Regions from separate parts of the Homo sapiens genome. Here region 1 is linked to region 2. A link is a contact called in ENCODE Hi-C data. All regions are on one chromosome and are shown on one strand. The core of a region is the stretch at or near the end of the contact, and the rest is flanking DNA. Distances in the headings are between cores, read along the strand shown. Region 1 overlaps NCEH1 (neutral cholesterol ester hydrolase 1). Region 2 holds the start of TMEM212 (transmembrane protein 212).

The links. A loop is a pair of places that touch in the nucleus more often than their neighbours do. Pooled maps may share reads with other maps.
Region 1: a map with no recorded cell type shows a loop between it and region 2 (4-fold over the local background). The contact joins the enhancer-like site here to the promoter of TMEM212 in region 2. A Hi-C loop is called at or near these places in 2 of 168 maps with a recorded cell type or tissue (K562 and PC-9), 8 of 37 single-sample maps with no recorded cell type and 10 of 50 pooled maps.

What each region holds. Positions count from the first base shown.
Region 1 is chr3:172,657,038-172,663,219 of GRCh38, forward strand. All of the region lies in intron 1 of NCEH1 (neutral cholesterol ester hydrolase 1), which reads right to left. Among named protein-coding and RNA genes, the nearest start is that of NCEH1, 51 kb to the right of the region's middle. Within about 2 kb of position 2,299, at least 3 of the 41 ENCODE cell types and tissues checked have a DNase peak (open chromatin) inside an H3K27ac peak, as active enhancers do; they include PC-9, where a contact is called at or near this core.
Region 2 is chr3:171,840,631-171,847,014 of GRCh38, forward strand. TMEM212 (transmembrane protein 212) reads left to right here and starts at 2,719. Exons shown (of 5, transcript NM_001164436.2): 1 at 2,719-2,912. The coding sequence starts at 2,754.

The sequences.
Region 1 (6,182 bases), core at 1,049-3,548, 820 kb after region 2:
TTTTGTCTTTTATTGATTGGTTCTTACACTCCTGACCACTGGCCCTTTAAATGATGATGTTCTCAAAAGTTCCATTTTTTATTTCATTCGACTTCACAATTCCTTCTTTCCTTGAGCAAGCCAATGTACTATCATGGCAAATAGGAAGTATTTACCAGCAGCCTACTAAATTCAAAGCCTATGACCTGTATTCATATACTGATTTCTAGTCCTTGATCTATCTTTCTCAAGCTTCCATACATATTTCCAAACATCTCCAGGATCTAGCCTACAAGCTCCTCAAAATTAATATGGCCTACTCTCCCTTCTCCACCCCTAGAGCAATTAACGACACAAATTCTCAATTATCTAACCATAAGTCTAACTTCTAAGCTAGAAACCTTACTATTGTCCTCAGCTTCTTCTCTCACATGATTTCCAATCACCTCATCAAACCCTATTAACTCCACCTGCCAACGTTTTCTGACCAAGTTCTACCCCAGCTCCACCCCCGCTCTCGTTGCTGCCTTGGCTAAGATGCTCATTATTTTCTGCACTTGCCTGCTAACTTGAATTCTAGATAACAGTCTTTCTCTATAACTTGCTGCATACTGCTGTCAGAGTTTCTACCCTGAAAGGCTGATCACATTACCTGCCTGCTTAAAAACTTCTGCTGACTTCCTGTTTCTTACAGGAAAAAAAGAAAAATCTAAAGTTGGCATTCCAGTCTGGTCCCACTCTACATTGGAACCTCATTTCTCACCACCCTACCCCTTGCAGTCAAGCATAACTTGCCTAACATTTTTCATTTTTTTAACCTGCCATTCTCTTTGGCAATGCCCTTCACTGGTATGCTGAAACCAGCTCTTGCTGGGTCTCACAAACCAAATGATAAATCTACAGGAATTTTGCAAGTCAGTTTGTCAGAGGTATGTGACCCAGAGCATCTCTGTCTTGAATAGGGGCTGGGTAAAATGAGGCTGAGACCTACTGGGCTGCATTCTCAGATGGTTAAGGCATTCTAAGTCACAGGATGAGACAGGAGGTCAGCACAAAACACAGGTCATAGAGACCTTGCTGATAAAACAGGTTGCAGTAAAGTAGCCGGATAAAACCCATCAAAACCAAGATGGCAATGAGAGTGACCTCTGGTGGTCCTCACTGCTACACTCCCACCAGCACCATGACAGTTTACAAATGCCACCGCAACATCAGGAAGTTACCCTGTATAATCTAAAAGGGGAGGCATGAATAATCTACCCTTGTTTAGCGCATAAGAAATAACCATAAAAATGGGCACCTGCTCAGGTTCCAGACCTTTGGTGGATCGCCATCTGGCTAGGGATTTTTCCTGTACCTGTCCTTCTTCCCTTATTTCTTTTACTCAGAATTATTTTTGTAGAGGAAACCTTTTGTCCCACATGAGGGCATGCATGGACCTAAAGGGTTCTATGTGGAGCACAGTGGCACCCTCTACACATAGCAAAGTATTGGACGGAATTATTAAGCCAACCTGTAAAGCACAAAATAAGTAGGCAATAGTAGGGTTCTCTCATTAGATTGCACAATTATAAAATTTCCAATTGTTTCCTCAAATATCCAGGAATTTCATGACAAGCTACAAAGCAAACCTAAGGAGAACCTTACTGCCACTACATAACAAAATCTAGCTCAGAGAAATAAAAGAGCTCACAGACGGATTTAACACTCTAACCCTGTCACCCTAAAACATTTGGTTTTTTTCCTCCCAGAAAACCTCTAGGGCTGCAGTTCAGTCTCAGGAAGGGCAAAAAGGATAAGGTTGTCTCTTTCCAATTCCAAAACTTTTTTTTTTTTTTTTTTTTTTTTTTTTTACTATCAACACAGAAAACAAGTAGTTTCCATATTGCCAAAATACTGGCTTAGCTCCAAAATCCTCCTATAGTCTACAGGATATGTCAAGGGCAGTAGCTCACGTGTGCTGACGTTTGCTCTCTGCTAGTCACTGTTCTCATTGTCAAGGAATCTCAGACCACGGGGGGTCAGTGAATCACCCAAGGTCACTCAGGCAGTAAATGGTGAACTGGATTTGAACCCAAGCATTCTGGCTCCAAAACCCTCAACCATCACCCTCTATTGCCATTCATGAGTGTAGGAGTTTGGTCAGGGTGGTGGGAAAAATTATAGAAGTTATAGAGAAAGACAAAAACCTTCTTGGAAGGCTGGGAGGTTTTGCAAAAGCTTTGAAAGATAATTTGGCTGAAGGCAGCCAAATTCTTTTATCGGGAGGCTGAGAGCAAAAGGCAGATTAACAAGCAAGTATAAAGGAATTGATCTGGTTAAGTTAGTTTACTTGGGCCTCAGAACCTGGCCTTTAATCATCTGTGCACAGGACTGCTCTCTCCAGGGGGACAACCATGTTAATTACTCACAAGATGTGTTGACTCAAAGTCATTAAATCTGTACTAAATAAATGCCTGTAGCACCAGCTTGTCAGGGCTGTGGCTGCTGACTCTTTATAGCACCCTCCTTGGTGTCTGTGAGTGGCCCGGTCCCCTAGCTGTGCAGCCAGGCAAAAAACCTGTGTCTGCACACATTTTTTCATCCGTTGCTCAGCCAGGGTCTGTGGGCCAGACCTGGCACATAAGTACATTTATTCTCAAACCTACATCATAAAACTAGAAGATTTTACATCTTAAATTAACATATAGCTTCACATATTTACCCAAAGGGAAACTAAGGCCCAGAAAGGATTTGTAACTCTCCTGGGCTCAGTGACTATGGCAGCATAGCTCTATGCTTGACCACTCTGGATCAAACAGCCACCCCCATCTTTCCCCTTTCCTTCAGCTCTTCCTCAACAGCACATCACTCTCTTGAGCCTTCCCTGGTAATAATACAGGAGTTATTAAAAAATAATTTTTAGGCAGATAGAGAGGAGTTCTTGGTAAGGCTTTTTCTTTTAATAAAAGCAACCCCTGAAGCATTTCTTTTTTTTTTTTTATACTTTAAGTTCTAGGGTACATGTGCACAACGTGCAAGTTTGTTACATATGTATACATGTGCCATGTTGGTGTGCTGCACCCATTAACTCGACATTTACATTAGGTGTTTCTCCTAATGCTATCCCTCCCCCCTCCCCACGACAGGCCCCAGTGTGTGATGCTCCCCACCCTGTGTCCAAGTGTGCTCATTGTTCAATTCCCATCTATGAGTGAGAACATGCAGTGTTTGGTTTTCTGTCCTTGCAACAGTTTGCTCAGAATGATGGTTTCCAGCTTCATCCATGTCCCTACAAAGGACATGAACTCATCATTTTTTATGGCTGCATAGTATTCCATGGTGTATATGCGCCACATTTTCTTAATCCAGTCTATCATTGATGGACATTTGGGTTGGTTCCAAGTCTTTGCTATTGTGAATAGTGCCACAATAAACATACATGTGCATGTGTCTTTATAGTAGCATGATTTATAATCCTTTGGGTATATACGCAGTAATGGGATTGCTGGGTCAAATGGTATTTCTAGTTCTAGATCCTTGAGGAATTGCCACACTGTCTTCCACAATGGTTGAACTAGTTTACACTTCCACCCACAGTGTAAAAGCATTCTTATTTCTCCACATCCTCTCCAGCACCTGTTGTTTCCTGACTTTGTGATGATTGCCATTCTAACTGGTGTGAGATGGTATCTCATTGTGGTTTTGATTTGCATTTCTCTGATGGCCAGTGATGATGAGCATTTTTTCCTGTGTCTGTTGGCTGCATAAATGTCTTACTGTGAGAAGTGTCTGTTGATATCCTTCACCCACTTTTTGATGGGATTGATTTTTTCTTGTAAATTTGTTTAAGTTCTTTGTAGATTCTGGATATTAGCCCTTTGTCAGATGGGAAGATTGTAAAAATTTTCTCCCATTCTGTAGGCTGCCTGTTCACTTTGATGGTAGTTTCTTTTGCTGTGCAGAAGCTCTTTAGTTTAATTAGATCCCATTTGTCTATTTTGGCTTTTGCTGCTATTGCTTTTGGTGTTTTAGTCATGAAGCCCTTGCCCATGCCTATGTCCCTGAATGGTATTGCCTAGGTTTTCTTCTAGGGTTTTTATGGTTTTAGGTCTCACATTTATGTCTTTAATACATCTTGAATTAATTTTTGTATAACATGTAAGGAAGGGATCCAGTTTCAGCTTTCTACATATGGCTAGCCAGTTTTCCCAGCACCATTTATTAAATAGGGAATCCTTTCCCCATTTCTTGTTTTTGTCAGGTTTGTCAAAGATCAGATAGTTGTAGATGTGTGGTATTATTTCTGAAGGCTCTGTTCTGTTCCATTGGTCTATATCTCCCTTTTGGTACCAGTACCATGCTGTTTTGGTTACTGTAGCCTTATAGTATAGTTTGAAGTCAGGTAGCATGATGCCTCCAGCTTTGTTCTTTTGGCTTAGGATTGTCTTGGCAATGCAGGCTCTTTTTTGGCTCCATATGAACTTTAAAGTATTTTTTTCCAATTCTGTGAAGAGTCATTGGTAGCTTGATGGGGATGGCATGGAATTTATAAATTTCCTTGGGCAGTATGGCCATTTTCACAATATTGATTCTTCCTATCCATGAGCATGGAATGTTCTTCCATTTGTTTGTGTCCTCTTTTATTTCATTGAGCAGTGGTTTGTAGTTCTCCTTGAAGAGGTCCTTCACATCCCTTGTAAGTTGGATTCCTAGGTATTTTATTCTCTTTGAAGCAACTGTGAATGGGAGTTCACTCATGATTTGCCTCTCTGTTTGTCTCTTATTGGTGTATAGGAATGCTTGTGATTTTTGCACATTGATTTTGTATCCTGAGACTTTGCTGAATTTGCTTATCAGCTTAAGGAGATTTTGGGCTGAGATGATGGGGTTTTCTAAATATACAATCATCTGCAAACAGGGACAATTTGACTTCCTCTTTTCCTAATTGAATACCCTGTATTTCTTTCTCATGCCTGATTGCCCTGGCCAGAACTTCCAACACTATGTTGAATAGGAGTGGTGAGAGAGGGCATCCCTCCTCTTGTGCCAGTTTTTAAAGGGAAAGCTTCCAGTTTTTGCCTATTCAGTATGGTATTGGCTGTGGGTTTGTCATACATAGCTCTTATTATTTTGAGTTATGTCCCACCAATACCTAGTTTATTGAGAGTTTTTAGCATGAAGGCTGTTGAATTTTGTCAAAGGCTTTTTCTGCATCTATTGAGATAATCATGTGGTTTTTGTCTTTGGTTCTGTTTATAAGATGGATTACATTTATTGATTTTCATATGTTGAACCAACCTTGCACCCCAGGGATGAAGCCAACTTGATCGTGGTGGATAAGCTTTTTGATGTGCTGCTGGATTCGGTTTGCCAGTATTTTATTGAGGATTTTTGCATCGATGTTCATCAGGGACATTGGCCTAAAATTCTCTTTTTTTGTTGTGTCTGCCAGACTTAGGTATCAGGATGATGCTGGCCTTATAAAATGAGTTAGGGAGGATTCCCTCTTTTTCTATGATTGGAATAGTTTCAGAAGGAATGGTACCAGCTCCTCTTTGTACCTCTGGTAGAATTTGGCTGTGAATCTGTCTGGCCCTGGAATTTTTTTGGTTGGTAGGCTATTAATTATTGCCTCAATTTCAGAACCTGTTATTGGTCTATTCAGGGATTCAACTTCTTCCTGGTTTAGTCTTGGGAGAGTGTATGTGTCCAGGAATTTATCCATTTCTTCTAGATTTTCTAGTTTATTTGCGTAGAGGTGTTCATAATATTCTCTGATGGTAGTTTGTATTTCTGTGGGATCGGTGGTGATATACCCTTTATCATTTTTTATTGCATCTATTTGATTCTTCTCTCTTTTCTTATTAGTCTTGCTAGCGGTCTATCAATTTTGTTGATCCTTTCAAAAAACCAGCTCCTGGATTCTTTGATTTCTTGAAGGGTTTTTTGTGTCTCTATCTCCTTCAGTTCTGCTATGATCTTAGTTATTTATTGCCTTCTGCTAGCTTTTGAATGTGTTTGCTCTTGCTTCTCTAGTTCTTTTAATTGTGATGTTAGGGTGTCAATTTTAGATCTTTCCTGCTTTCTCTTGTGGGCATTTAGTGCATAAATTTACTTCTACACACTGCTTTAAATGTGTCCCAGAGATTCTGGTATGTCATGTCTTTGTTCTCGTTGGTTTCAAAGAACATCTTTATTTCTGCCTTCATTTCCTTATTTAC
Region 2 (6,384 bases), core at 1,469-3,968:
TATTGATTGATGATTTCTTGTGTTTGGTGTGGAGGGGGGAACATTGGAATAAAAATGTCAATTTGGGCTTTCTGTTTGTTTTCAGTGGCAAAACTGGCTTGAAGTGTTTGGTGAAGCTACCGCCTTTTTCCCTGAGCCAAGATCCTGGGATCCCCTGGGTTGAGGAGAAGGTGGAGTCTGCAAAGCAGCCTACAGCGACCTTGACACCACCACCTCCTAGGAGAACTTGCAGGCCCAACTTGCAGTCAGTTAGTGCCACGTGGGATGACTAGAGGGAGCAGGGGCCCTATAAACCTTGCTGGCTGCCAGGACATGGGCACACAGACACGGCTGATCAGAGAGGAAGCCCAAGACAGAAGCAGTGACACTTTCTTTTCTTTCCTAGTAGCTGCTCTCACTGAAAATGTCCTTTTTTTAATGAAATTAGTGGGACTAGATTCCTGCGGGAAAACACACAGAGAGAAACCCTATTCTACCTCTCTTCCTTCTCTTTGTTATATTAAGTGGCAACAGCTCCTCTAATCACTAATAAATTCAGGTTTATAAGTCACAATAGCAGTGTCAGGGTTAGGCTGTGAGTGTTACAGGCACTTAAAAGGTCCTTCAAGTTAAAACAAAAAATACTCTCTTTGTTTGCCATCTTTGTACTGTTTAACATGAGTATTTCAACAGTCTTTATTTTCCAAACATGCAAACAGGAGAGAGTGATCTGACCCACAGCATATTGACATACCATCTAGCTATAACCTTGAGATAAAAAGTAAAGGAAAAAGTCAAAACAGCTCAAACCAAATACTAATACAAACAAGTCTTTCTTCACTCTCGACCCCTTCCCCCCCCATATCAGTGGAACAAACTAGCATCAACACTCATTGACGGTGGTGGATTCACATGGCTCTATACTTGTGCAGCTTCAGGGGGACAGGAGAGCCCAAATACAAAGGGGAAAGTTTAATGTATTAATCAACTAATTCAACAAATACTTATTACTATATGTATCTGCTCTGATGCAGACAAGGTTGTAGACGCTGGGAATATCTCATACATTTAAGGGATGTATAAGACTTGCAAGGTCTCTGCCCTTGTGAAATTTATCTAGTGGTGTTAGAAAAAAAAAATCAGAGAATATAGCCCACAGTGTTGAGAGGAGATAAGAAATAGCAGCTGTACCAGAAAGCATGAGTTGGTTTCCTGGATTCTGTATATCCAGGAATGCAACTGCTTCAAAATCTGGGTCAAACTGTGGAATGGCTATTAAAGACAGAAAGGCAGAAAGAAAAAAAGCAGAGAATCAGAGAGAAGCTTCTCTTTCCACCACATATGGGAGGGTCCTTTGGGAGTTTTTACCAAATTGTTCAGGAAGAGTTAAACATGATGTTTTTAAGGTGATGAATTTAAAAAAAAACCACAATAAGTGCACCTTTGTCCCACGATGGAAGGACCCCAAAGGTGGAACATCCCAATTTAACAAGAGTAACTTTCTGAACATCTTCGTTATGCTAAACTCTGGGCTAGGCATTTATGGTTTTAGCTCATTTAATCCTCTCAACCAAATCCATTAAAGATAAACACTAACTTTTATTCCCATTTCGCATACGAATAAATAGACCTAGAGAAGTTAAGTAACTTGCCCTTACTCAAGGACACAAACCTGGTAGAGAGTGGAACCAGAATCGGATCACAGCTCCATCTGACTCAAAATCGATGTCCTAAACCACTTCATTTGCATTCATAAAATTATTTTTCATCCTTTTATTTCAGTAAAAAGGAATAATGTATTAATGTTAAATAGGAAAATTATTCAGATGGCTTCAGAAACTGACCTGTGTTTTTAAGATATTTTTTTGAACAGACATCCACATATATCCAATCAGTCAAAATCAAATAACACCATTTTCTCAAATGCATGAAAAAGTAAGAGATGACTTGTAACTGCCTAAATGTACCTAAGTTCAATATCTCAAATTAGAATTATGATTCAAGAATGAATGGGGATCAGCATTTTATTCAACTGATGAATTGCTCCTCAAAGTTTATTTTATTTTATAACTGCATACATTTCCATCATCACACTTTAATTGAAAATTAAATTAATAGTAAAATAAGGTGAAACTGGTTTAGTGAAAACAATGCAAAACTCCATAATAAAGTTCATGCCCATTTGGGAATGAATCCATATCAAAAATCTTTATCAAAAATAATTGTAGTGGAATTAAACTTTGAAAGGAGGTGAAGGTCTTGCTTTGGGTTGAAATCATTTAAATTAAATATAATGAAAAGTGACCAGGGTGCTTATTTTTACTTTGTTTTGTGGGAAATTGTGCTGGGAATGTGGATCTATTGTACACAAAGGATGTTGGCTTTATGCTGGAACCACTAGGCAGGTTGAGTTGAGAAACAATTAGCTCAGTCAGCAAGCCTTTGAATCTGATTAAGCCAGGAAGTGGTCACTCCCCAGGACAGGGCAGAATGAAGGGAATCAAGGCAGCAATCCAAAGCAAGGGATAATTTTTTTCTCTCTTTCTCTTAAATAAATTGTTATTAGAATTTATTGTGTCAAATTTATGCCAAGGACTATTTGAGTACATTTCATCTTTGGTAAAACAAATAGAATCTTGTTTCCAAGTAGATCAACAGTTCGTATGTGTCGTGGCTACTGTCTCTAAGAAACTTCTATTTACTGAGGCCTGTCATACGCTCATGTTTTGGTAACAAAACATCTTTGAGACCAAGGCCTCAAGCCACCAAGGAAAATGAAGGGCCTCTACCAGGCTGCTGGCCGGATTCTTGTTACTCTGGGGATCCTCAGTGTATGCTCTGGAGTTATTGCTTTCTTTCCTGTCTTTTCTTACAAGCCTTGGTTCACAGGATGGAGTGTTCGAATTGCTTGTCCTATCTGGAATGGAGCTTTGGTATGAAAATAGTTTATTAAATATATTGAGAAAATAAAAGAAGGTGGGAGGGAAAGGGAAAACAGAAGAACATATCCTTTTAAATTGTTCTAACAATACAAAGAAGTCAAAATTCCACAAAAAATCAGAATCCGCCTTGGAACATTGATTTCTATTAATTGCATTTTAAGTATAAAAATGATCTTAATATTGTTTTATCATGTATACATGTATATTATGTATTTTTAATGACATGCTGCTCAAGAAATTCTTAAAAAGTTATTTTATTTTAATCCACTTAACTTGATATGCTAAGAAATTAGAATCTTTTGAAATGTGAATTTTGAATTTAGAAAAAAACATAAACCTTGAAAAGTAATTTTAAAATACAGAACAAAGTAAAATAATTTTCAAACTAATGCTTTCATTGCAAACACTAAGATGTACATGGCCCCAAAATTTACAAACCCCAAATATTTGTTTTTCCACCTTTCTCTTGCAAGCAACTGTTTGAACTGAAAATAACTCAATAATTTTCAATTATTTGAAAATAATTCAAATAATTCAATAATTCAAGATGGACTTCACAATTCACTAGGAAAGTACATGTGCCAAGTACAGCGTACGACACTAAGTAGTACTCCGTGTGCGCTCATTGAATCATTGCACAGATAAACGATTGGCCTGGTCCCTTAGCTCTCCAACCAAAAAAAAATGGGCACATCTAGTCTTGGGAGTAACTGGCTTCCATGCTGGTATGATTTAAGAGAAGTTACAGAGACCCACCTGTCCAACAAATCCTTCTCTCATTGATTCCTGTGACGCCTGACACTACTGGAGACTGGAGAATTCAATATTGAAGCTTTTTGATCTTAAGGAATCTTCTATTAAAATGTAGCCACTTGGCCGGGCATGGTGGCTCACGCTTGTAATCCCAGCACTTTGGGAAGCCAAGGGGAGCGGATCACGAGGTCAGGAGTTCGAGACCAGCCTGACCAACATGGCGAAACCCCGTCACTACTAAAAATACAAAAATTAGCTAGGCGTGGTGGCATGCACCTGTAATCCCAGCTACTCAGGAGACTGAGGCAGGAGAATCACATGAACCTGGGAGGCAGAGTTTGCAGTGAGCCGAGATCATACCACTGCACTCCAGCCTGGGTGACAGAGCAAGACTCCATCTCAAAACAAACAAACAAAATGTAGCCACTGTTGTGTGAGATAGTATCTTAAATCTTTAAAAAGTTAAAACTTTAACTGAGATACCACCTAAAAACTAGACCTCAGGAAATATAAATTTTAATCTACTTATTAGATAAATATTTATGAATAGCCCCCTATGTCGTTGAGTTACAATGAAGGATCCAACAAGGTCTTCATCTTAAAGGAACTTGGTCTAGTGGGGTTTGATGAATGTGTGCAGATAGACGGAAGCCAGTGGGATTATGGGAGAGTCGATGGAATGAGGAAACCACAGGGTTATCTTTCTCTTTCTCAGTTTTTTTTTCTTTTTCAATACATTCTTTTGCATCTATCACCCCAATCTTGATCTTCCCTTCTTTTCTCCAACACCTACCTGAAACCACAATTCATTCAAAGAAATATTTGTTTAAGTTCTACTGGAATGCAGAGATGGCAGTTACACTTATTCAAGTGGCTTCCAAACTTTTTTTTGGTGACTCAGAGTCAGAAAAATATTTTAGGTGAGGACCCAGAATGTACATAAATACATCTACATTCTTCTCTCTAGATAAATAGATATCTACATCTATTATGTATATACATGTATAGTAGATGTTTATATATCTATAAAACAAAAGTTGCTCAAAATAGTACTTACCCTCTATGTGAAACATATTCTGATATTTTCTATTTCATTTAATTTTTTTAAAAATTCTGATTTCACAAAGTTTAACAATATCATGATTAGAGTTCAACCCTACATTCTTTTGTTACAGCTGTTTGCCTATCCTTTCAGACTGCAACATAATACATTAAACAAATATTGGTGATTTTGATTAAGATTACAGATGATTGAATGTATTGTTCTAGGCCAAACATCTATTTTTACCAGTTAGGCCCGGAGAAATGATATGATGTGTCTCCAGCACATAGTTAATTGGTAACTGTTTGATTTCAGAGGTGGCAGCATCAGGAAATGGAGTCAGAGATAAAGGATTTAGAGAAGTGGACCTGTTTTCAAGTCCTGACTTTGATGTTCTTGGTAGGAGGTCAAAAGCAGGACCCTCAGCCAGCCAGTTCCTCATTCCCTTTATCTGTAAAATGGGGAATTTTACAGATAAAAAGAGCCCACGTGTAAAACTGTCCAACCCTAAGATGCACAGTGAGAAGGAACACAATTTAAACAAAGATTGTATAATAAAGAGCTTTGCCAATTTTAAAGCCCTCTTCAAATGCTAGTTAATACTATGCCTTTCATTTGTGCCCTACTCTCTGTTCAAGCCCTTTGTTCTTAATCCTGTGTCACCCACCTCACTTTCCTATCCTACTCCCTCGTAACCTGCTGAGTTCTCCATCCTGTTACTTCCTGGACTTCATCTCCTACCACTCTTCCCTTAGGTCACTTCTCTCCCATCACATTGGCTCCTTGCAGTTTTCAAACATGCCATGATGTGTTTCTGCCTCAGGGCCTTTGCACTACCTGCCCTCTGCCTAAAGCCTCTTCCTGAACTTGGCTCACTCCCTAGTCTCCTTCAATTCTTGATTAATTCTTTATCAAACAACACTTTTTTATGGAGGTTTGCTCCCATTACACTATTTAAAATTGTAATCCCCTGACCCCAACTGGTGTTCCCAATCTCTGATACCCTGCTCTATTTTTTCCTCATAACACTTATTAGCATATAAGACACTATATAATTTTTCAATTTATTGTTTGTATATTCCCCTCTCCTCTAACAAATGTATATTGTAGAAGGGCAGGGATTGTTTTTTCTATTATGTTTACTGCTGTATCTGAAGAACTTGGAACAAAGGGAATTACAAACTCTGTGTTCAATAAATATTGTTCAATAAGTATTGTTGAATGAGTGAATGAATCTCATACCCTCCGTTCTGTTGGTACAGAATTTCTTATACAGTTGAATACCAATTAGGTTGCAAAGACTAAAGGTCAGGGTGGTATTTATATTATACTAGTGCAGGAAAAAATCCTCATGAGAAGGAAAGTAATACAAATGCTCAGTCTTTCAATAATGTCTAAATTTGGACGAACGTTATGTTTTTTTACTAGTGAGTTTCCTACTGAACCACAGTTCTGTCTGATCAGGGTGAACTTCAAACAGTCTCTGACTCATTCCACAACCTCCCTTACCAATCACTTCTTAACTTGCCTCCAAAGTATGTCTTCCTCCAGTGACAAGATTTGTACATTTCAACCATATTAACATTTCCTTTTACAGATGACTCCATATTTCCTTGGGGACTTGTAAGAAAGAGATTTTTGTATATGATACAGTACTTTGAATTTGTT